4 separate regions of the Mus musculus genome follow, and all the other regions are linked to region 1. Evidence: chromatin loops called from intact Hi-C (ENCODE). Cell type or tissue: heart. All regions are shown on one strand. Links, peaks and the distances in the headings refer to the core of each region. The heading gives the core; the rest is flanking DNA. Region 1 holds the start of Baiap2l1 (BAI1-associated protein 2-like 1). Region 2 overlaps Baiap2l1 (BAI1-associated protein 2-like 1). Region 3 has its middle 8.7 kb from the start of Tecpr1. Region 4 overlaps Baiap2l1 (BAI1-associated protein 2-like 1).

Region 1 (6,092 bases), core at 1,093-6,092:
ATAAGGAGCACCTTTAATGAGTCCAAATGGATTTTTTTTTTTGAGATTGAGCCCACCTTTTTGTCTATGGGCATGATCGACTGTATCTCTATTACAGCACTCAACTCAAGTCTTAAATTCTGCCCTCTGCATTTGCATTAAAAGATGAGTCCAGCCCAATTCTTTCTACCTCCTCAATCAACCCTACCACTGCCACATTCACATATACTCAGAATATCTGGCACTAGGAAAAATAATCCATTATCCACTTGTTCTTTCGTTCAACAAAGACCTCCTAGGAATTTATTTATGTGCCTAGCCCAGAGCTGGGACTGGAAGCCTTAGGCTTGATGTCTGGACAGATTTAAAACTGACCATTCTTGCTCAAGTCATAGCTTTGTGGTTGAGTACCTACCCAGCCAGAATCCCCCTATGAGGGCGTAGGGCACAGCTTAGCAGTAGAACACTTGCCTAGCATAAGCAAGGCCTTGGGTTCTATAAATACAAAACTGGCCATTCTAAAAAGATTTTCAGGAAGCAGGAAGATCGTAAGTAGGAAGTTATTTCCACAAAGTTGAGTTTGATATGCCCAGATAATCAATGCAAAGATTTGCATACACTTGAGAACTTCAATCTCTGATCAAATTCCAACCATGGCGATCTAACTGGGCCATCTGAGATCCTCACTGGCTTTATGACAGCTTGTTAAACTGTCCTCTCTGGCTCGGAACTGGTGCTGCCAAGCTGCGGGCTGTTAAAGGTTAAGCTTCCGCTCTCTTTCCAGCTCCTCGGATGACTGCCTGGCAGTGGAGGGTGAAATGACCTCATTCGTCAGAAGGAAGACACAGAAAGAGGTTCTGAGACAAAAAGGGGATCTGCCAAGGAAAGACAAGGAGTTTTCAAGTTCAAATAAAAGCCAGAAGACACCCTTGGTGAACCCTAATATGTAATGGTAGTAATTATAGAGTCCTGCTTACCACCCCGCATATGACAAGTGAACCCCAGTTGGCACATTTTCTGAGCCAGCTCCTAAAGATCCTTTAAAGACATGGGGAGCGTCTCCCACTGCCTCCAACATAGGGCTGAGGTGTTATTCCCTCCACCATGCAACCCACACCAACCACCATTTGCTTCCCAAGCCAGATATGTTTTATAGCCTGCAAAACGTGATAAGACTGCCCCAGAGTCCAAGTGCTTGTGTCTGTTCTAAGTCCAGAGTCATCCCATACTTTCAGTGTTTCCATCTGGGGCACACAGTGCTTTCTTTGTGTGTATTTCCCAGTGAACTTTATCCTGGAGCAGTTTAGAAGCTTCGTATCCTCCAAGCTCATAAACAAAGCAATCGTACCTGGACAGCTTTTAAAAATAAAGCCTTGCCCACTCCGGCTGAGTTCAAGTCTCAAGCGCTGAGTGTGTTTTCTGCTAGGAGAAGGTTGCTGTGGCCCTGGAGTCTGGGTCACCTCAGTCCTAGGTGTGTACTCTAGGACATGTTCAGAGCTGGGTTGGGTGTGACTGGGTAGACAACAGGAAGCACCAGGAAGGACTAGGGAGACAGCTCAGTAGTTAAGAACACTGGCTGTTCTTCCAGAGGACCTAGGTTTGTTTCCCAGTACCCACATGATGGTCACAACCTTCTGCAACCCAAGTTTCAGGGAATCTGAAGCCCTCTTCTGACCTCTGACATATGCACCAGGCATGTACATATATATGTATCAGTCACAGATGACATACATGCAGTCCAAGTAGCTTACACATAAAATAAAAGTTTTAAATAATGTGCCAGGAGCCACACACCTACATGGCCTCTACAAGATGAAAGAAAGCACAGACATCCTAGACGCCTCAGCCGACCTGGGGGCTGAGGAAATGGGTCAGTTTGTAAAGTGCCTGTGGTGCGAACATTGGGACCTGGGTTCCATCTGCGGAACCCATGTGAAAAGCTACATACAGTAGATATGCTCTTGTACTCCCAGTGCTGGGAATTTGGGAGACAGGTGGATTCATGGGGCTTGTGGAGACTTGATAGCCATCAGTCTATCCTTTTTAGCTACTTCAGTAAGAGACTCTGTCTCCAAGATATATATAGTAGATATCGGCTGAGGAATGACGCCCAAGGTTGACTTCTTGTAACACACACACACACACACACACACACAGAGGAAATTTTTAGACAGTCTTGTGATTTACATAGTTGTAAAGCATGGGATTTTAAACTTATTCTTAATGTTCTGTTATTCCAGTAATCAGATCTTGGCGTTAGTTACTTTTTTTGGCACCCCGGAACTTTCAAAATTGTGGGTGGCTCCATCCATGAGAAACCATGCCCCGTGGACCTTCAATCAGGGAAACCGATTCGTAGGAGGTATGTGGAAGTTACTCAAAGGCAGAGAGCTTAGAGGATTCACCTGCGGAGGATGTGAGCCTCGAGCTTTCAGAGCCAGCACCTTGTGGCGGACACTAGACCAAAGACCTAGAAGCCCAAAGGTCCAGGTCCTGTTCTAAAAGACACCACAGTGTAGGGGCTTGGCTGGAACTCTGGGAGGGCCGGGAGAGGGCGAACAGAGGTATTACCTCCACTGCCAAGCCTTAGGCGAGATGGCCTGGTCCACTGGGTCCAGCCACCTCGCCTTGTACTGCTCCAGCCTCGCCCACCAGGCTGCTCAGCCACGCCCACACGAGGAAGACTCTCCCATTCCCTTGCCTGCCTCAGCTGGGGCTGTCTAAACCACGCCATCCTCGCTTCAGCACCGCCCATCGGTCTGCTAGACCGCGCCCACCGGCTCAACTCTGCGGTGCCACTCTGGCGGACACAGCTAGGGCGACTTCGTTCACTCCGTCCCTTCTTGTTTCGGCCACGCCCATCCGCCATCTAGGCCACGCCCATCAGTCCATTTCAGGTGGGGGGAGTAAGGGCGCGTCCCCTCCCCTTGGCTTCTCCCTCTTGTTGGCCTCTCAGACCCCACCCCCGCTCCACGTCTCAGCTGGGGCCAATCAGTCCGGCGCGCTGGCCGGGCTTCTGCTCCGCTTAGCAAGCCCCTAGGCCACGCCCACCTAGCGCAACAAGTCTCTTCCAGGTTCCCCCGGTTGCCCCAAAAGATCGACCCTCCCACCAGGCTGTCTCCGCGCGAGGCCGCCCCGCCCACTCTAGAGTACTCAGCCTAGGCCCCGCCCACCTCAGGTGGGGCTGCCCCGCCCTCTGGCCGTACGGCCCCGCCCACTCCGCCCGCCTCAGGTGGGGCTGCCCGTCCCTTTGCTCGTCCCAGCCTTGGCAGGCTACGTCTACCTCGCAGCTCCTTACAGACCGAAGCGCCGCAAAGTTTTGACATTTTGGCAGCAGAGACGCGCACTGACTCTCTCCCGCTGACAGCTGTGGCGGCGGCCGACTCTCAAGGACCACTCAGTCTCAAGTCCTAGGCGCTCCCGCCGCCCGGCGGCCACGAGGCCCCGCCGCGTCCTCCCGCGCTCGCCCTCCCGGAGGCTGCAGCCATGTCTCGGGGGCCGGAGGAGGTGAACCGGCTCACGGAGAACACGTACCGGGTAAGTGTGGGACTTTGCGGAGCTCGAGACGGGAGACCGGGGGGATCCGGGACTCTGTGGTTCCAGGCTGAGGGCGGAGGCTGGGAGGCCCGGAGACTTGGGAACTCCAGGGTTCGAGGCCAGGAACGTGAGCCCGGACAAGCAGCTGACCATTGTCGCCAGCGGGGTCGGTCGAGATTCTTTTTCGCTTTTGAGATAAAGTGGGGACTTTACATGATAAGGGCCTCCCCTTCCCCCTTGGACCCTTGGAGACTCCCAGGGACCCCACATTTCCCGTGTTGGGGGAAGGGGATTGGAGACGTGGACGACAATCCGCGGGGTCCCCGAGAGGTTCTTATCCTCCCCCAACTTCTCTTTGTGGTCAGTGACTGCGCTGGTCTGACCGCTGGGGCTAACCCCTCCCCAGATCCAAAAGAGAGAGAGAAAAGAGACAAGCTCGAGTTTCCTCGGAGAAAAGAAAGAATGTAGGGGAGAAACTCCTCCGTAATTAGGAATCCATCGCCAGGTGAGCCTGGCTCCCTCGGCTCAGGGAATTTTCTAGGCTGCCAGGGAATCTGCTCCTGGGAAGACTTGAAACGCCTTCGCCCTCTTGGACTCTTTCATACAGTAGCTTTTAAGTTCGATTTGGCTTTTGATTACTTTTTGTTTAGCGTTTTGACAGTTTTATACATCTATATACAATTATTATGAGCATGTTCGCCCGCAGTTGGACTGTTTCTACGTTCATGATTTGGGGAGGTTATTGGAGTCAGAGAGCACTGAGATTTTAATAAGAATTGACTTAAGCTGACAGAACGTGTGGTGATTGGTCGCTTAACTGGCATGTTATGTGAGAGAATTTTTCCAGAAACAGACATGGGATTAGTGGCCAGTTTAGTAAGTTTAAGTACTTATAAATGAATTCCATTTGAAATGAGATATCCGTTTAATCATCTGCTATTAATAGAATACAAAACAACTTTTGTTTTAATTCCACTTAGGTCCACTGAACCCCTGAGATTTAAAGTTCTCTAAATTTACTTGTAGTCATGATTAAAACCCACTCTTTGGTCATTTCTCTAGATTCTTTTTTCACCCACTCTTTGGTCATTTCTCTAGTTTTTTTTTTTTCACCCCTAAAATTGAGTTTCTAGATTTGCAAGGTCTTAGTTCCTGAAATCAGAATTTATTGAGTTGCTGGAAAATCATTTTAAAGCAGCATGAAAATATTTTCAGAATTCATTGTGGCTCCAAATCATATCCACCCCTCCATGTGTGCACTATAACATTTATTCTAGATAGACAAAGTAGACTGTATTATTATGATTTTGAAGGTTCACAACTGTGACCAAAACCTGTTCCTATTAGTGTGCTTCCTTAATTAAATGATAATTTTTAGAAATGCCAGAAATTTGAATGTTTAAAGCCTTGTATTTGGATTGGCATTGTTCAGACTTAAATGATGTGAAGCCGGTAGAACTGGGGTGTGGGGTGTCGACAGAGTATGGAAGTAAAATGCCCTAGCGTGGGGGAGACAAGATACTCAGATGAATACTCAGTCAAGGAAAAACCATAACTGAGGAATGTGGGTTATTTATTGTAGTCTGTGCGTGGAATCCGAGCATCTGCTGCAGTGGAAAACACAGGCACAGTTAAGTTTCTCAAACACAATTGATTGTTTATCTTGCTGGTCTGGAAAGAAAATGTCAACTTTAGACAAGCAATCAGATGCCCTGAGCAAACTGTTCTTTTTCTCACTTCTGACTGAGAAACCTTTGGTTGGTGTGGGCAGGCAGATTACAGTACCACAAAAATGAACCACCTTGGCCTGTCTTTCTACCCACAGAGCTGGAGTAAGAGGAAGACTGTTGATTTTGTTGGTTTGGTTGTTGTTGACTGTTGATTTTGTTGTTTTGGTTATCCGCATTGGTAGACGTAAGGCATAGTTAGTCCTTTTGGGGATGTTTTGTTTTCTGACAGGGTCTCACTATGTAGCCCTGATTGGCCTGGAATTTGATATGTAGACCCGGTTGACCTCAGATTCAGAAGTTCACCTTCCTCTGCCCCCTCCCAAGGGCTGAGGTTAAAGCACTACAACTCCTAGCTATTTAGTTGTTGTTGTTGTTGTTTATTTGTTTGTTTGTTTTTTTCCTTATTCTTTTTTTAAAGACACTCTTGTATATGTAGTCTAGGCTAGCTTTCCTATGAACTCGCTATGTATCCCAGGCTGGTCTCAGCCTCCCCAATGCTGGGGTTGGAAGTGTGCACCGCCATACTGGCTCATTTTCAGTTTTGAAAGGTTGTAATAGATTGAAGATCAGAAACCAGTGTGTTATTGGTTTCCATCCCCAAGTGTTGAAACATTTCAAAAGCTCGCTAAATGTCAATTGATTTTAACCAGGATTTCCTTGTTAATATTTTGGGGTCAGGTTTGTTTTGTTTTGTTTTGTTTTTAATGTGGAGATAATGGGATTTAAAAAAAATCACAGCACTAGACAGGAGATTTCTATATCTATAAAACAAAGTGGAGGCTGCTAGCCCATAGTTTGACTCTAAGGAGATGCACACTTAAATTTACATTTATGGGGGTGATTGGA
Region 2 (5,000 bases), core at 1-5,000, 68 kb after region 1:
CCTCCTCCAATACTAAATAGGTAAATGAGGGGGTCAGTGAGATAGCCCAGTGGGTAAAAGCCTAAGTTCAATCTCCAAAATCCCACATAGTAGAAGAAGAGAACAAACTCCAACTAAGTCATCATCTTCTGTCCTCCATATGTGTGCGTGCATGTACACACACACACACACACACACACACTAAGTGTAAATAGGTAAATACATTTCATTCAGTTAGATTCAGTTACAGTATGTTACTGTAAACCTATTTTATAAATGCTAAGCAGAGGTTGAGTCTGGACCAGGACCTCAAGGTATTTTAGGTGCCAAATCTTTGTCCTCGCTAGAATCCTATCCAAGCCATTTTGTATCTGGTGAGTATCAACTGCGAGCATACTGGTCACTTTCCTCTCATCTTCCATATAAAGTCACTGTCTGCTTTCCAGTTCATTGGTTTTTAAAAACATTTCTGTTAACAAGAATCTTAACTTATTCCTCATCCTAACTTTACAACTGTTAGTGATTTTTGCTCTAACAGTCTTTCCTATGATGGTGGCTAAATGGTGATTTCCCAAGTCTGGCAGATCCTTTCATGATCTATAGTTTGTTGCCGTCCTTCACTGTTTTGATGCTCAGGTTAGAATACCCCATATCTGACGAGCTGACTCTTGTGACATACCCCTCCGGGTCATTTATTTGTTTATTTTGGGGAACACTGGCAGAATAATTATATGATGTTACAAGACATTAATTGGAGCTGTAGCTTCAGTTGGTTAAGTCAAGAGTGAGACCCAGCTAAGCTCTGTTGTACAGATATGCTGCTATTTGTGAAGTTTTTCTTCTATTGTTGCAAATTTACTTGACTTGTTGGTTGGGATTTTGTTTGGTTGGTTTGGTTTGGGGTTTTGGGGGGTTTTGTTTTGTTTTCCAAGACAGTTTCTCTGTGTAGCCTTGGTTGTCCTGGAACTCACTTTTTAGACCAGGCTGGCCTTGAACTCAGAGATATGCCTGCCTTTGCCTCCCAAGTACTGGGATTAAAGAAGCGCTGATCAGAGGAGAGCCACCGCCTGCCTCCAGGGGCTAAGAGCCCGGTTTAAAGGCAGTGGATCATCCTGAGTGTGCTCAGGTGTTTGTGGTTAGGGTAGGTGCTGTGCCTCTTCAGCACACACCTGTCAGTTCAGCAGCACATCTGTGGGCTTTGCTTTCTGCCTTCACTGTTCTGATTAATTTTTTATTGCACTTTATTTATTTTGCATGTGAAAGTCAAAGAAAAGCTGTAGGAGTTGCTTCTCCCCTTCCTCCAACTGGATCCCGGGATTGAATTCAGTCGCCAGGCTTGGCAGCCAGCCTTTCCCTTCTTAGACCCCATTGTAGTTTCTCCTCATCACATTTGCTACCTGTAAAACTGTCAGGAAAGCCGCCGAGCACAGGCGGCACACACACACCTTTATTCCCAGCACTCGTGAGGCAGAGGCAGGTGGATATCTGAGTCTGAACGAGCCTGATCTACAGATCGAATTCTGGGACAGCCAGGGATACACAGAGAAACCCTGTCTTAAATGAGCAAGCAAGCAAACAAACAAACTAAAAACAAGCAAAAAAAAAACCCACTCAGAAAAACTATACATTTTCCCAGTGACATTTTTGGTCATTTTCACTTCAGTCCACACAGTATGACTCCAGGCCAGTAGTAGGTTGGCTTCTACAGCGTCATTTTATTATCTGATCCCACTTGTAGTAGCATGTAGGAAGTAGCATGTGACTCAGCCATTACCCTGCACTCTCTGGAAATAACAAATGTGTTGTAATTATCTGTGACCAGATATAAATGGAAAGAACTGGGCTTGGTTTTCTTTCTTTCTCTCTCTCTCTCTCTCTCTCTCTCTCTCTCTCTCTCTCTCTCTCTCTCTTTTAAATGTCTGCCTGAATTCAGCATGTGTTCTTTGCTGCCTCTATCCTTGGCAGGCTCCATCTGGCTCCTCCACATTCTTACAGTGAATTGGTAAAGCCTTATCTCACTGAAGTGTATTAATAGACCAGCTGGGTGTGGTGGTGCATGCTTGCAATCCCAGCACTTAGGAGGTAGACAGAGGAGGATTGTAAGTTTGAAGACGGCCTATATTACAAGAGCCTGTGTCAAAGACCAGGTAGAGAAACTCTAGTGTGAACTGAGAATGTAGCTCAGCTGATGAGCCCTTGCCTAACCGCTCGCTCCGACCCAAAGATTTATTTATTATTATATGTAAGTACACTGTAGCTGTCTTCAGACATACCAGAAGAGGGCGTCAGATCTCATTACAGATGGTTGTGAGCCACCATGTGGTTGCTGGGATTTGAACTCAGAACCTTCGGAAGAGCAGTCGGTGCTCTTAACCACTGAGCCATCTCTCCAGCCTGACCAGCTATTTTCTTTAAGTCTTATTATTTAACATTTTAAGGTCACTTTGCCTACCAGCCACATGCATAGCCATTACAAAGTATTGTTTAAATTATATTCCTAAAACCTAGAGTAATACTGCTGTTTGCAACAGTTGCTGTGAGCACTGTCTCAGTTGAACTCAGGAATTTGAAATGTTTTGTTGTGTCCATGTTTTACCTAAATCCCTTTGATTTAGCCAGCACTGTGGCTCAGTACAGAACTTGTCCACATGGCAAGTTCCATCTACAGCACTGCGAGAATTTTTAATTTTAACAATAAATTCCCTATTATTGCCCCCATTAAGAATCCAATTTATTCAGATTGAGTCACATGGCTATAATGATGTGAATTTCCTCCTGAGATGTTGGCTCCCAACCTGAAAGGAGAAAGGAGAGGGTTGGTGCAGCCTGCAGCATGGCTTCCTGTTGGGGCATGCACTCTGCTCTGTCTGAGTCTGGGTTGGGCTTTCTCAGCTCCTCCTCAGGGTTCTCTGTCCTTTCTCCTTCTCAAGTATAATTCATGAAAACATTGGTTAGAGCATGGGGCATACAACAGCACAGAGCAGGATGCTTTCATTCCTGAAGTAACACTTGCCCAAACCGAGAGTAGACGTCTATGGACTTAACCTAAAGCAATTTTGTGTCTGTTTCAAGGTACTCTTCTGCAGGTTACACAATCACAACCAAGGTGTGTCTCGGTCAGTTTTCTAAAACCAAGGACTTGGGAGGTCAACTTTGGAATTCCACAGACCGTGGTGGCCAAGACTAACCAGGTCAGGGTTCCCCATCCTGCCTCTGTGAATGGCCCATTTCATTGATCTGTCTGAGGTGGCAGAAACCGCACAGGAGTATGGACAGCGGGAACCCGTGGGAAGTGAGCTGGGCTGGCAAGGCCGAGTCCTGAGTAGAGCTGTGCTCGGCTCTCAGGGCCGTGCTCTGAGGTCTGCACTGGAGTGAGGCTGCGGAAACCCAGTTCAAGAAGGGTCACGTTAGGAAGAAACGTGGCCACTGTGCTTCCCAACAGAATCCTGATGGTTTCAGCCAAAACAGTTGTACATTTTCTTTTCTAAGAAGATGTGACTTGCCAAGAACTGAGTGCTTAGTTTTCAAATAATTGAAGTGTATTTTGTTTTTGTTTTTTTTTTTAATCTCCAACAAGGGATTTTTTTTATGGTTCAAAATAGATTTAAAGTAAGTCTGAATGTTTCCATATCTGAAGTGACATAGTAATGTAGTTATATTCTTGGCCAGGCTGCAGACGTCTCTTGTGAGCGTCTAGCTTGTCTTTTTATATTGACTTTTGGAAATTTTAGCTGGCATCATTGGGGTGGGGAGCTAATGAACCTGATTGGTTAAAAACCCTGACTCCTTTCTGCCATAGCTCTCCTTTATCCGGCACATTAGCTTATGGGACAGTGTGTGTTCTTGGATCCTGGTGGCCTGTGACTTCTCCAGGTTATGTACAAGCAGTTCTCTGTGCCCATCATACCCAGGGTTACACAGCACTTGTCTATGGAGGCCTTCCCCTTATCGATCACAGGTTGTTTTATCTGGGACACTGGAGAGAACAGGGAGGTTGCCTGTTCTTTGCTTTTAGAAAGACCTCTGGCACCATGTAAAGTTGACCCAAGAGAGAACCTACTCCAGAGGAATGAGGAATGCACTGGACAGGGATGGAGTGGAGGAGACTCCTAAGAGACCTAGCCAGCTGGATCTGTGTGGGGGCCATCTTCCACTTTTGTTGAGTGGACTTGGAAAGCACATGTCTATGACTTCAGTTTGTCCAGCGTGTCTGTCATCTTCTCAGGGTAGGACAGGCACAGATATGGGTTAGTAAGGTTTGTGTTCTTCCCAAGTGGCACCAGTGCACAGTAAATGACTTTGTCATGGGCATGACACATAGGTGAGAGGTTTCCCACCATGACGGGCTGGCTGGGGTTAGGAGGGGTTAGGAGGAGGCATGGTGCCGGTGAGCTCACTCTTACACATAGAACACTGGGAACAGTCTGGGAGCACACTGCATTTCTGAGATGGAAGATGAGGGAGGAGCAGGGCTGGGCTGGCAAGTCTGAGAAGCAGATGTCCAAAAATGCTCTTAAGTGTGGTTGAGGCACTTGTGCACTGGTGACAGCTGAAGCCATGGGCTCTGTGCTCATTTTCCCTTTTCTCTTACTCTTCCAGGGGCTCCCTGTCTCATCCTTTCTCATCCACAGCTGTCCAGCTTGCCATAAAAATTCCTTTAGGTCTAGCTACTGGCTATCAAGCAGTCCACCAGTACATTCTGTTGTGGTTTCATAGGGCAGTGGCAGCCATCCCAAATGAGTTCCTAGTTTCCTACTTATATTCATAAGACCTGTGTGGTTTCTGAGGCAGGTGCAGTGGCAGAGAAATTCTTCTCCTCCTCTTTCAGAGGAAAGTGGCAAAGCTTAAGCCCAGACCCCACCTGTACGAGAGCTGCCTTGCAAACCAGGTGGTCACCATGTTGCCTGCTGCGGGGGTGGGGGTGGGGGGTGGCTCCTTTGCCCTGAGTAGTCTCTGTTCCAGAGACTCCATATCATCCCAGGAGATCCGAGGCAGAACACTGTCTCTGCTGCAGTCTCCCC
Region 3 (6,327 bases), core at 788-5,787, 130 kb after region 1:
GACTGAGCAAGTGGGGTTGACCGGAGCAAGCAGAGGTCCTAAAATTCAATTCCCAGCAACCACATGAAGGCTCACAACCATCTGTGCAGCTACAGTGTACTCGTATACATTGAATAAATAAATAAATAAATAAATAAATAAATAAATAAATCTCTCCCATAGGGCTCATCTATCTGAATGCTTAGTCACCAGGGAGTGGCACTATTTGAAAGAATTGGGATTAGGAGGTGTGTGTGGCAGTTCTGGAGGAAGTATGTCCCTGGGCTTTGAGGTTTCAAAAGCCCATGTAGAGCTCAGTCTTTCTCTACCTACGGGGATGCAGCCCACAGGCCCAGCTCCAGAGCCTGCCTGCATTCCACCAGGAATAGACTCACCCTCTAAAACGGTAAGCAAGCCCCCAATTACGTGTCGGCTCTTGTAATAGTTGCCTTAGCCGTGGTGCCTCTTCCCAGCAATAGAATAGTGATTTAGAACGAGACAGGGAGTTACCCAACTGCATGGTGATAGGGGATCTATTATACCAGGCAACTTGCTCAGTCTGTTTGCACAATCTGGCCTACATTCCAACATGCCCATTTTGTACCCTGTTCTTGGCACTCAGGGCTGATGGAATGTGCTAATTCAGACGACTAAACTAATGAAAACCTTTAATTTCCCCTGGCTTTCTACTATGGTGCTGTGTAATCACAGATCTACCCCAGCTAAAGCTGCCATTGTTTAAACCACCAGCGGCTACTAATGAGACCAGATCAAGGACTATCGTTTTAGTTTCTTTCTTGTTGCTGTGATTTAAAAAACAAAAACAAAAAACAAAATTGGACAAAAGTAACTTAAGGGGGACATGGTTTACTTTGGCTCACAGTTCCAGAGTACAGTCCATCCTGGTGGGGAAATCAAGCTTGAAGCAGCGGCCACACCCCATCCACAATCAGGAAGCAGAGGTGAAAGAATGCTCGCTGGATGTTGCTCAGCCCCCTTCTTCCTCATATACAGCCCAGGATCCCAGCCAGGGGATGACACCGCCCACAGTGGGCGGGTCTTCCCACCTCAACTCAGTCAAAACAATCCCCCGCAGGCATGCTCAGAGACCCAAGAGTTCTGGTGAGTCTTTATCTGTCAAATTGACAGTTAACACTCACTGCTCACCCGCAGAAGTCCCCAGTGCTTACTTATAATTAACAAGAGCCCCAAAACTGAACCCATAGCTTATAGAACAGTCCATTTTATAGCACACTTATAGGAGATGAGAAATACCATCACACGATCTTCTAACCTGTGATTATGTGTACTGGAAACATCTTCTTAAAAGCCCTTTCATCCTCTCTGACACTAGGAATTTTTTTTTTTTTTTTTTTTTTTTTTTTTTTGGACAGGGTTTCTCTGTGTAGCCCTGGCTGTCCTGGAACTCACTTTGTAGACCAGGCTAGCCTCGAACTCAGAAATCTGCCTGCCTCTGCCTCCCAAGTGCTGGGATTATAGGTGTGCGCCACCACTGCCAGGCAACACTAGGAATTCTTAGCTCTCCCTGTGCGCCTACGGGTTTATGTCTCGCTTAAAGAACATTGATCCAGGCTCTGGGACACACAAGCAGGAGGACCTGAATTCGGATCCCCAATACCCACATAAAATATGACTGTGACAATGTGTCCATGTAACCCCAGCTCTGGGAAAGCAGAAACAAGAAGATTCTGGGGGCCTGTGGGTCTGCCAGGCTAGCAGAATGGCAAATTCCAAGTTCAAGGTCTCAAAAGGTAAGGTGGAGAGCAACAGAGTAAGCTATCTAAAGTTGACCTCTGACCTTCTCTAGCACATCCCCCACACACACACACACATGTGCAGACGTAAGTATACAAAGCACACACATGCGCAAGTGTGCATGCACCCACCCACACACATACAGACACACACACATATACACACAAACACGAAGACACACACACACACACACACACACACACACACCGTCTCAATGTAAGTGGCTTATTGAAGACCCTGGAGACTTCGTGTTAAAACCACTACACACTCAGCTAATGAATGACTATCCCTGGAAAAAATAAGGCAGTGGTGTAGGGAGCTCTCTGTTCTCTGTTGTACTTTTGGTAAGATTGCGGGTTTCCTTCTCCCCCCCCCCGCCCCTCAGGCCTTCAAGGACAGAGGGAGCAGAGGTGGCAAGCAGGGTTCGGATGACTTCCAGTGACACTAAGTTCTACTTTACTGTTCCGGGGGCAGGGTGTATAGGGCTTTTCAGGGTTCTGGTGGAAAGGGCTGACTGGTCACATTAATACAGCACCTAGTTATCATGTGGGTGGGAAGCCCAGGGTAGGGGTGTGCGCTGAGTTATGCAGCTCTCTACAAGGTCATTCTTCAGAGGAAGCCATGCACCTGTGCTCAGGGACACTCTCCAAACAGTAAGTCACAGAAAGGGAAGACCCAAGAGAAAGGGGCTTCCATTCCATTGCGCCGACTCGACTCGGAGGAGAGCCACCCGGGACTTTGACCTTAACTTTGGGTTCTCCAACGTAAGATCATATATACTGTGTAACCATTTATCCTGCCAAAGTCGCACCTGATGGTGCAGAAGCCCCCCAGTCATGCTTGCTGGATGGCTCCTGATGGACTCTGAGGTGTTGCCTAACATCTGACCTTTGGCTGCCTTGACTCCATGTTGTTCATTATGTTACTTGGACTTTGTGTCTCTGTGACAAACATCTGAGAAGAGTAACTTAAAAGGAGGAAATTTTTATTTTGGCTCACTGGTTAAGTGGCTTTGGTCCAAGGTTTGTGGCAGTATCACATCGGGCCCGAAGCAAGGCACTGTATCATGGTATCATGGTGGCAGGAATGAGCTTGCTTCAAATCCTGGGGGTCAGGAAGCAGCAAACAGGCAGCGTCCAGGGCAAGGTGTACCCTTCAAAAACATGTCCCCAGAAGCCTGATTACCCTCAACAGGTCCTACTGTCTACTTAGTGGCTTCTGCTTCTTTTTTTTTTTTTTTTAAGATTTATTTATTTATTATATGTAAGTATACTGTAGCTGTCTTCAGACACTCCAGAAGAGGGCGCCAGATCTTGTTACAGATGGTTGTGAGCCACCATGTGGTTGCTGGGATTTGAACTCTGGACCTTTGGAAGAGTAGTCGGGTGCTCTTACCCACTGAGCCATCTCACCTGCCCCTGGCTTCTGCTTCTTAAGACACTATGGTAGAGGCTGGAGAGATGGCTTAGTGGTTAAGAGCACTGACTGCTCTTCCAAAGATCCTGAGTTCAATTCAGCAACCACATGGTGGCTCACAACCATCTGTAATGAGATCTGACGCCCTCTTCTGGTGTGTCTGAAGACAGCGACAGTGTACGCACATACGTTAAATAAATAAATAAATAAATAAATAAAATCTTAAAAAAAAAAGATACTATGTCACAGCCTGGCAGTGGTGGTACACGCCTTTAATCCCAGCACTAGATGGTGGATCTCTGTGAGTTCAAGAGGCCAGCCTGGTCTACAGAGTGAGTTCTAGGACAGCCAGGGCTACACATAGAAACCCTGTCTCAAGAAATGAGAGAGAGGGAGAAAGGGAGAGAGAGAGAGAGAGAGAGAGAGAGAGAGAGACTAAAAAAAAAGAAAAAAAAAAAGCCCAGATTGATCTCAGGGTTAGGGTTAGGGTTAGGGTTAGGGTTAGGGTTAGGGTTAGGGTTAGGGTTGATCTTAACTCAAGATCCTCTTCCTCAACCTCCCCACGTGCTAAGATTACAGATGTGTGCTACCATGCATTGCTTAGGGGTTTTGTTTGCTTCCTAAGAGGCCAGATATGAAGTTGATGCCATATGAGCCCATCTCTCAATAGCACCACCTTCTGGGGAACATGCACTCAACACATATGCCTTCTTGGGAGAACTTTATATCCAAATGTCAACACCCCTGGCCTTCAGGTTTCTATTTAGTCATTCCTTTCCTTCCTCTTTAGAAAAACTCCCTGGGGATGAGCCTACTAGCTCCACAAGCCAAGGGACCTTAACAAAAAAAAAAAAAAAAAAAAAAAAAATCAACACAGGGGCTGGGCCTGTTTGCTCCTGCAATTCTAGTACTCAGAAGGCCACGGTAGGAAAATTGTCACAAATGTAATCCCTCTGTCAATCTGAGATTTTTGTCTTAAGAAAAACAAAACAAGCAATCTAACCAACTAAGCAAACACATGGGCCTGGGGCATGGCTCAGTGGTAGAGCCCCTGCCTAGAATCCCCCAGGGAGGGGCTGGGGTGTGGCTCAGTGGTAGAGCCCCTGCCTAGAATTCCCCAGTGAAGGGCTGGGGGCGTAGCTCAGTGGTAGAGCTCCTGCCTAGAATTCCCCAGTGAAGGGCTGGGGTGTGGCTCAGTGGTAGAGCCCCTGCCTAGAATTCCCCAGTGAAGGGCTGGGGTGTGGCTCAGTGGTAGAGCCCCTGCCTAGAATGTGCAGTCTCCAACACCACACACAGAACACATTATCCAAAGTTTGACCTTTGACATTTCTCATGTTAATAGAAAATACTACAAAAGTGAGGTTTGGGGAGATGGCTCAGTTAAGTGCTCTCCGTGCACGCATGTACAAGGATCCCCGGCACTGGTGGCAAAAAGCCAGGTGCCGCACCATGCACCTGTAATCCCAGTGTGAGTGACGTGGGAAGAGGACTTGCTGGCCAGCTAGTCCAGCCATTGAATGAGCTCTGTGTTGATAGAGACCCTGTCTTGAACACACATGCGGGAGAGTTAAGAAGAAGAAGACGCCACCTGGCCTTGATCTCTGGCTTCCATACACATGCATACTCATGTGTGTACACCTAAGACTCATACAGTTGTCGCAGGATATTTGATCACACTGTGAACCCCGAGAGTGTGAACTGGAAAAAAATCTTGTTGTGGTGTGGCTCAGCCCTAGGGCACATCTTTAACCCAAGAGCTTTCTGTTAACAACATCAAAGATAGGTCAAGAGGTGGAGCAACCAACCAGCTGAGAGGGCGTGAACGGAAGGAAGTAGATGGGCGGGGCATTGATTCGAAGGTATTTAAGACATGGAGGAGGAGGCGGAGGCGGACCTTCTTCCTTCTGGGACATGGGCTGAATGGGGAGGTCAGCTGGGTGCTTTCTTTGCCTCTTTGAGCTTAGTGGCTTTCACACCAACATCTGGCTCCCAAGTCTTTACTGGTAAAATTGAGCCTCTGGGATTTTTGTTTTTAAAACAACAGTTTATTTAAGTCCTACCTGGGGATAAAGATTTAGCTCTGTTGGTAATTGACAGAGTATCACTGAGGAAGCAAAAGCCCAGGGCTCTGTCCCCAGCCCTGCACCCAGGAGGTGGAGGTAGAAGGATCAGAAGCTAACAGCCATCCCCAAGCATGGACTGAAGTTTGGGCCATGCCTTGGGCTACATGAAACCATACTTCAAAATCTTGTAGAGAGGGGACTGGGGAGACAGATGGCTCAGTCAGTGAAGTGCTTACTGTGCAAACCTGAAGACCTGAGTTTGATCCCTGGCACTTGCATAAAAAGCTAAATGCAGGACTGTGATCCAAGAACTGGGAGCCAGAGACTAGGGGATTCCTGAGCCAGCTACATAGTATCATTAAATCAGTGACATTCCGATTCAGAATGAGAGAATGAGAGAAAGGAAGGAAGGAAGGAAGGAAGGAAGGAAGGAAGGAAGGAGGGAGGGAGGGAGGGAGGGAGGGAGGGAGGGAAGAAAGAAAGAAAGAAAGAAAGAAAGAAAGAAAGAAAGAAAGAAAGAAAGAAAGAAAGAAAGAAAGAAAGAAAGAAAGGAGAAAGAGCGAGCGAGCCAGCCAGGCCTGGTGGCTCACACTTTTAATCCCAGCACTTGGGAGGCAGAGGCAGGTGGATTTCTGAGTTCGAGGCCAGCCTGGTCTACAGAGTGAGTTCCAGGACAGCCAGGGCTACACAGAGAAACCCTGTCTCGAAAAACAAAAACAAAAAACAAAAAGAAAGAAAGAAAGAAGGAAAGAGTCAGGGTTTCTATTCCCGCACAAACATCAGGACCAAGAAGCAAGTTGGCAAGGAAAGGGTTTATTCAGCTTACACTTTCCAGATTGCTTTTCATCACCAAAGGAGTCAGGACTGGAACTCAAACAGGTCAGGAAGCAGGAGCTGATGCAGAGGCCATGGAGGGATGTTACTTACTGGCTTGCTTCCCCTGGCTTGCTCAGCCTGCTCTCTTATAGAACCAAGACTACCAGCCCAGGGATGCTCCCACCCACTAGGAGACCTCCCCGCTTGATCACTCACTGAGAAAATGTCTTGCAGCTGGATCTCATGGAGGCATTTCCTCAAGGGAGGCTCCTTTCTC
Region 4 (6,286 bases), core at 1-5,000, 90 kb after region 1:
TGTCATCATACTGAAATGGCCATCTTTACTAGGTGTTCCAGGTTCCCTAGGCTTTCTCAGCGGGACCCAGCCCACCCGGGGTCGTCCAGCCCTTTAATCCTATGAAAGTATCTTCCTGAGTCCTAAGGAATAAGCTGTGTTAGGGTAACCCAAGACCATCTTGTAAGGGATCAAGCTCTTGGCGCTGTGCATCTCCACAAAGACCTTAGGAAGGGGACAGTGGGACAGAAGGCAAGTAACCAGTGTATGCGACCGTGGACACCAGGTCGTCAGAGGGTCTGCATTCTTGGAGTGAGCAGGATCACAAGAAACCTCGACTCTGCCTGTTACCTTATGGACACGGACAACCTCCGGTTGTCATCTCCCTTTCCAGTCTAAAGGCCACCGCTGCCCTGGTGTTTTAGGGACAAGATAGCCCACTCTCCTAATGGCCTGCCTGGCCCCATCTGAGCACCTTGGCTTGGCCAGAATCATCCCATTTTGTTTTGTGTGCTTAGGGACCAGTACCTTACTGGCTGCCAGATGACACAGCTTGGGTAACAGGCCCTGCCTGTCTGCCATGGTATCCCCAACTGCAAGGAAAGGGAAGTGGGGAGGGCAGATTTGGGGGCAGCAGTCATTCCTGACTAGGAAGTGGGAGGTATGACAGCTGAGCTGGGCAAAGAATAATGGTGTATTTTGAAGTCACTCTGATGGACGGCACTAAAAGTTAGTCTAGAAATTAGAGTGGTGCTGGAGGGGTGAGGCAGGGGAGTCACTCCAAAGGAAAGTTACACTTTCAGACTACTGAAAAACTCAAGCAGCAGAGGAAAAGCTGCCTCAAAACTCCCAGTGCAGATGTTTGTGGACCTTTGTGGTGGCATTATGCTCTGAAACATCTGTGGGAAGTTGAAAACACATCGTCACCTAACCTGTGGCCCATCATAGCTTAGTAAGACAGCATACTGCAGAGTGCCAGAAGCTGTCTCAGTACTACACAGCGCATCCCATGGGAAAGGACTGTATCATCTATCACCAGCCCAGGGAAAGACCACATCCAAAATTCACAGTATACTTTTCTATTCTGTATCACTTCACACTATTGAGGACCACCACACCACATCACCTAAGTCAGGGACCTGCCTTTAGTTGGTTTTCAAGTAGACACTTTATTAAAGGATAGCATACAAGTGCATGCACCAAGCACAGGAATAACACATAAAGACTACACACCTTTTCTTCATTTTTTATAAACAAGATCATATCGCGGGCTGGAGAGATGGCTCAGTGGTTAAGAGCACCAACTGCTCTTCCGAAGGTCCTGAGTTCAATTACCAGCACCCACATGGTGGCTCACAACCACCTGTAATGAGATCTGACGCCCTCATCTGAAGACCGCTACAGTGTACTTAGATATAATAAATAAATCTTTAAAAAAAAAATCATATCACCCACACTAGCATAAAATTTGCTGTGTAGCCAGGAATGCCTTTGAACTTCTGATCGTCCTGCCTCCACTTCCCCAGTGCTGAGATTATAGCTTGATGCCACCATGGCCAGTTTATGATGTGCTGGGAATGAAACCCAGGGCCTACCAGCTGAACTACATCCCGAGATCTTTGGGAATTGAGTCAGGGTCTATGTGGCCCAGAATGGCCTCAGACTCTTCTCTTCTCTTCTCTTCTTAGCCTGCCAAGGGCTGGGCATGCGAGCACCGGATACCAGACCTGGCCTTAAAGTGAATTTTCTTGAAGTGACTGTAGAATCAGAAACAGATTAAGAAACATCATTCTGAGAAAACCGGGACTTCCTGTGTGCCCCATAGTTACTGTCTCTTCTCTACGGCCAGGATCCCCATGGCCTGGCACTGAGATCTCACAGGGACAGAATGCATAAAAGTCAAGTGCTGGTTTCCTGCCGGACTTTTGGTCGTTTCTACCTGGGGCTGTAAGAGTTCAGAGTGTGGTGAGGCACCTTAAAACGCACTGAGCGTGTGGTTTTAGGAGGTTACAGCAGGTGCTGTCGGGTAGAGAGCAGGCTAGTCTCCAGTTGAGGATCTGGTGCTGTCCTTCTAAGGCCACACAGGATAGGTCAGTGTTTGCCCAGAGGAAAACAGAAGGGAGTGTTTTTCTATGGGAAGAGTCTGCTTATGTTAACTGAGGCAGCCTGGGGCTGCGAGGCTGCATTGCTGGTCTGACTTCTGGGCACCAAGGGGCTCCTTCCAGACTCAGACTGTTGCCTGGCATACTGCTCCAGGCAGTCCAATCATGCCAGCAATTTGAGCAGGCAATCGACAGGCCAGACCTCCTGATGTCCTTTAAAAAGAAATCATAAATTGGCTCTTAACGATCCCTATCAAATGAAGTTACATCAGAGGTGACTTGTCCAGAGGCCCGCTAAAGAAACAGAGTGCCCTGCAGGAAGAAATCACTTCACACCACTTGAAGCCTGATTAAAATGTGCCAAGCCAGGCAGTGGCTTTGTGCTTGTGATGAGTATACACTAAGTCCTGTGCTAGATGACTGTGCCGACTCCAGGCAACCCAGAGGCTGAGGTCACGGCCCAGGTGCCTCCAGCCTGCCTCTGGCTGAGAGTGTATCTATCAGGTGAATTCCAGTATTCGGGAGATGCTGGCCTGTGGCAGTCCTGGCCCAGGCTTCAGCCTCAGAACACACACTAGCATGTGAGGCACTTCCTTTGAATCTACAAGTGCCCAAGACTACTGAGAAACTAGGAAGCTTTCTAGGACTTGGAGACAGCTTGGCTTGGCTCCAGAGCATTAGATGACATTCTTCTGTCCTCTGCTGGGTGCTGCTGAGTTAGCTCCATGTGCTCAGAGTGATCTCAGAGGAACAGCACGGAAAGACTTTAAGATGGTAGAACTTTTAGAATTCCAGAAAGGTGGTCCTGACACACCCGTGACCTGCCACACACCTGCAGAACGTGGACAGACCCTCATTTCAGAAGCCCCCACCCCTTGTTGGTCTTTCCTTCCCCAGCACTGAACCCAGAACTCCTACATGCAAGGGTAAGTGCTGTATCAAGCCACTCCCCAGGTCCCCAGATGGCTGGCGTCTGCAGTTAGCATCAGTCTCCCAAACTAAGTAACCTTCATGTCATTATTGAGGATGCCACTTTAAAAAGGGGTGTGTCCTCTTTAGCTTTCACCTTTCTTACTCTCTAGTCCTCCTTCTCTCTTTCCCTTCCCCTTTCCCCCTTTCTCCACGTGGCCATGGCTGGCCTCTCCTTCTACCTTCTTTCTTCCTGCCTTTCTACAATAAAGCTCTAAAACCGGGAAAAAAAAGTCCAAGGAAATAAAAAGGGGTGTGGAGCCCAGTCACCATAGCACCACAACGTGGGTCTGAGGCCCTATCTGTAAGTGTTTCCTTCCACGCTATGCTCTGGTGTTGTGTTTAAATTCAGTAAGACCTGAGTTTCTGAGCATCCAGGATGTTCCATACTGACCTGTGTGTGAACAGTCGCCACACTTGAAGGCATCTAGTCCCCCAGTTTCTGAAATGCTCTAAGTTCTAAACTGTTTTCTCTCCTTTGCTTATTCTTTTGAAATACTTTAGATATGAGGTAGTCATCTCAATGTGAGATCACAGGATACTTTTAAACATGAATAGCTTTGAAGATGTATTTTTACGTGTGTGTGCTTGAGCCTGAGTGCAGATTCCAGGATCCAGATCCCCTGGAGCTGGAGTTATAGGTGCTTGTGAGCCTCTGTGTAGGTGCTGGGAACTGACCTCGATTATCTACACCAACAGCATCATTCACGGATCCCTATCTCCAGCCCCACGGGTGGCTAAACTTACCTCTGCCTGTCTTTACCTGTGGATCTTATAAAAAGAGTGTACCGATTTCAAGCCTTCCATAATCTTTGTCCTTTCCAGAGCGATGCCAACGGGACCGCAAAGCCGCCATTCCTCAGGTATGTATACCCTGTGCACAAGGTCAGTGGAACGTTGTCCTGTCTGCTAGGAAGTGGCCAGTGGTGCCCCATAGGCCTTTCTCAGACAGAGGAAACTGAGGCCACCCTTCTTGTCACCACTAGTTTTACAGTCCAGGAATGGGGTGGAGAGGGACAGAGCAGAACCCATGGCAGGGTAGCCTGTCCCACAGGAGACTAAAGCAGCCTGTGTGACTTGTTCCCTAGCGAGGCATAGTAAGCTGCCGCACACTTCTGTGTTCAGAACGGGCAGTCCTGGGTGTGTATGCAATATTGAATAATTTTTGCTACACAAGCATAAAAAGGACCTGAGTCCAAACCCCCAACACCCAGAGCATGCATCTGTAACCCCAGCACACCCCAGCACCAGAGGGGAAGACAGACAGATTATTTTGGGCACTTGGTGGTCAACCCACAGAAACACTCAATTCCAATCTCAACACCCCATAATGTACACAACATCAAAGTCCTGCCATGGAGGTCTTTTTTCTTTTTCTTTTTTTTTTTGGGGGGGGGGGGGTTGAATATGTCAATTTTTATACTTTCCTCCCCTATAGTGGAGAAAACCCCTTTGCCACCGTGAAACTCCGGCCAACAGTGACAAATGACCGATCAGCACCGATCATCCGATGAAGATGCAGGGGACAGTGCCAGTCCCTCTACTCGAGTTCTCACCCACAGGGCGATAGGTATACATTGCTGGACAGCAGGCACTGTCAAAGATTGCAGAGTGCCTGATGTCAATGAAGCCCCACTTGAGCAAATCAATGTACTTTCTCAGATTGACAGAGGTGGGTTTACACATTTCTGTCTTTAAGGTAAATGAGTAGCTTAGTGAATAAATCAATCATTTGAAATATTTTCTTTTCTATTCAAAAAGCAGTAAATTTGGCTCAAATTTTTAAATTTTTATTTTTAAGGAAATAGCCAGAATAAGGGATAGTCGGTGTATGCTTTTATGTCTGGCTTTCTGTAGCTGAATGCAAATAAGACCAGAGTTTTATTTTATAAAGCCTGTGTTCTTAAGTAGCATTATGATGTTCATTATATTATGTAAGTTTGCATCAGAGCATGCAAATCCAGTAAGCAGTGTAAATTATGAAAATATATTAAATATTTTTTAAATGACCCAATTTTTACCTTTTGATTAAACAAGTAGAACTCCAACCTCATTGACAGGCATTGCTGCAGAGCTGAGACAGTCAGCCTGCTTCATTGGCACTTGTAAATTTATCTCCAGGAGTTACTGAATTCAGTGTTACAAAGGTTGCCAGCAGGGGTCTCAATACGTCTGAGGGCTCTGTACAAACCAAACCAGGTAACCAAAGCCCCGTCATGGTTCTGGGGTCACCTCCTGTCACTCATTTTTTAACCAGCCACTGGCCTGTAAATAGCGATTCTGAAGCCTGGTGGGCAGGAGGGTGGGCCTGCCATTCCAGCCCAACACTGTCCCATGCGCAGACCAACATCTGCTCAGGCCACTGCATAGAGCCTTGAGCCAGAGGTCAGGCTGCCCCTACCTGCCCAAGATGTAGACCTTGTCTAGAATAGCAAATAATTAAAACCCATCCTCAGGACAGTCACTGTTGATAGAAACTTGCTGCTTATCAGATTCTCAGATCTCACCGAGAAATTATCCCCAAATTGGTCCGGGTCTATGTACAGGAAACGCCGTCCTTTCCAGCTGGGCCAAGCAGTGGCAAGCTCCCATGGGAGAGCAAGCCTGATGGCCCCATCAAGGGTAACTTAGTACAGGCCTGCCCATGCCAGTGACCTCCCTAAAGTACAGAGCCTGGGTCATGCCATCCATTACCACCGTGTTAGGCAGGTGTCCTGGCCTGATAGGGGAAATACAGTCCATGTTCTCCCTGTGACCAACCTATGTGCAGGATAAGGTGGGAAGTGGGCTGAGGACTCATGTCCTGGCTCCGCACACGAGTACAGGAACCAGTCTGCTGTGCCCTCCTAGCCCTGGGTCTCCCTCCCTTACGCGAACTTACCTTGACTGCAGACACAAAGGTTAACATTTGTTTAATGTTAATAATAAAAGAGATTTGAAACACATTTGAGCTGTAAGTGGTACCTGAGGACCAGAAGATGGCCATGGGCGGCCTCTGCATGTGACATTTCCCATGGCGAGACTTCCAGGGGGCGGTGCGTAAAAACCCATGGTCGAGCAGAACAAGCTACACAATGGTATGAATCTCATTTATTTAAAACAGTATTTCTCACCATTCTCAAAGTGAAGACTGCAAAAAATAGAAGCAGCACGTTACCCTTAGCCTTGGGGGCAGGTCGCTGCCTTCCACCTCTGCGTCACCCCTATGCCAGTCTAGCCCGCCACACTTTACAAAA

Evidence for each region. Hi-C counts contacts between places; a loop is a spot of excess contacts. Peaks named below come from ENCODE experiments on the same cell type or tissue, not always from the same donor. Only the 100,000 strongest peaks of a DNase experiment are listed, where the experiment ranks them.
Region 2: a loop joins it to region 1, with 2.2 times the contacts of the local background. A loop is called at or near these places in 4 of 42 quality-filtered maps.
Region 3: it touches region 1 in a loop (2.1-fold over the local background); 2 of 42 quality-filtered maps call a loop at or near these places.
Region 4: a loop joins it to region 1, with 2.2 times the contacts of the local background. A loop is called at or near these places in 6 of 42 quality-filtered maps.

The regions. Positions count from the first base shown.
Region 1 is chr5:144,355,215-144,361,306 of GRCm38, reverse strand. Baiap2l1 (BAI1-associated protein 2-like 1) reads left to right here and starts at 3,195. Exons shown (of 14, transcript NM_025833.3): 1 at 3,195-3,516. The coding sequence starts at 3,466. It overlaps Dmrt1i (Dmrt1 interacting ncRNA), which reads right to left and starts at 3,384. Exons shown (of 2, transcript NR_102374.1): 1 at 3,263-3,384; 2 at 302-854. In heart, for the core only: CTCF peaks have their summits at 2,751 and 3,398; a DNase peak (open chromatin) is centred at 2,976; H3K4me3 peaks cover 2,171 bases; H3K27ac peaks cover 1,782 bases.
Region 2 is chr5:144,286,959-144,291,958 of GRCm38, reverse strand. All of the region lies in intron 3 of Baiap2l1 (BAI1-associated protein 2-like 1), which reads left to right. Among named protein-coding and RNA genes, the nearest start is that of Gm15708, 12 kb to the right of the region's middle. In heart, for the core only: a CTCF peak has its summit at 2,216 (motif pointing right); DNase peaks (open chromatin) are centred at 1,998, 3,348 and 4,338; H3K27ac peaks cover 3,301 bases.
Region 3 is chr5:144,229,121-144,235,447 of GRCm38, reverse strand. No RefSeq gene overlaps it. Among named protein-coding and RNA genes, the nearest start is that of Tecpr1, 8.7 kb to the right of the region's middle. In heart, for the core only: CTCF peaks have their summits at 3,085 (motif pointing right) and 3,860 (motif pointing left); no DNase peak of the experiment used is centred there.
Region 4 is chr5:144,264,235-144,270,520 of GRCm38, reverse strand. Baiap2l1 (BAI1-associated protein 2-like 1) reads left to right here. Exons shown (of 14, transcript NM_025833.3): 13 at 3,876-3,913; 14 at 4,489-5,996. The coding sequence ends at 4,564. Bri3 (brain protein I3) reads right to left here. Exons shown (of 3, transcript NM_018772.4): 3 at 5,948-6,286. Among named protein-coding and RNA genes, the nearest start is that of Gm38675, 8.9 kb to the right of the region's middle. In heart, for the core only: a CTCF peak has its summit at 2,785; DNase peaks (open chromatin) are centred at 2,570 and 2,840; H3K4me3 peaks cover 232 bases; H3K27ac peaks cover 836 bases.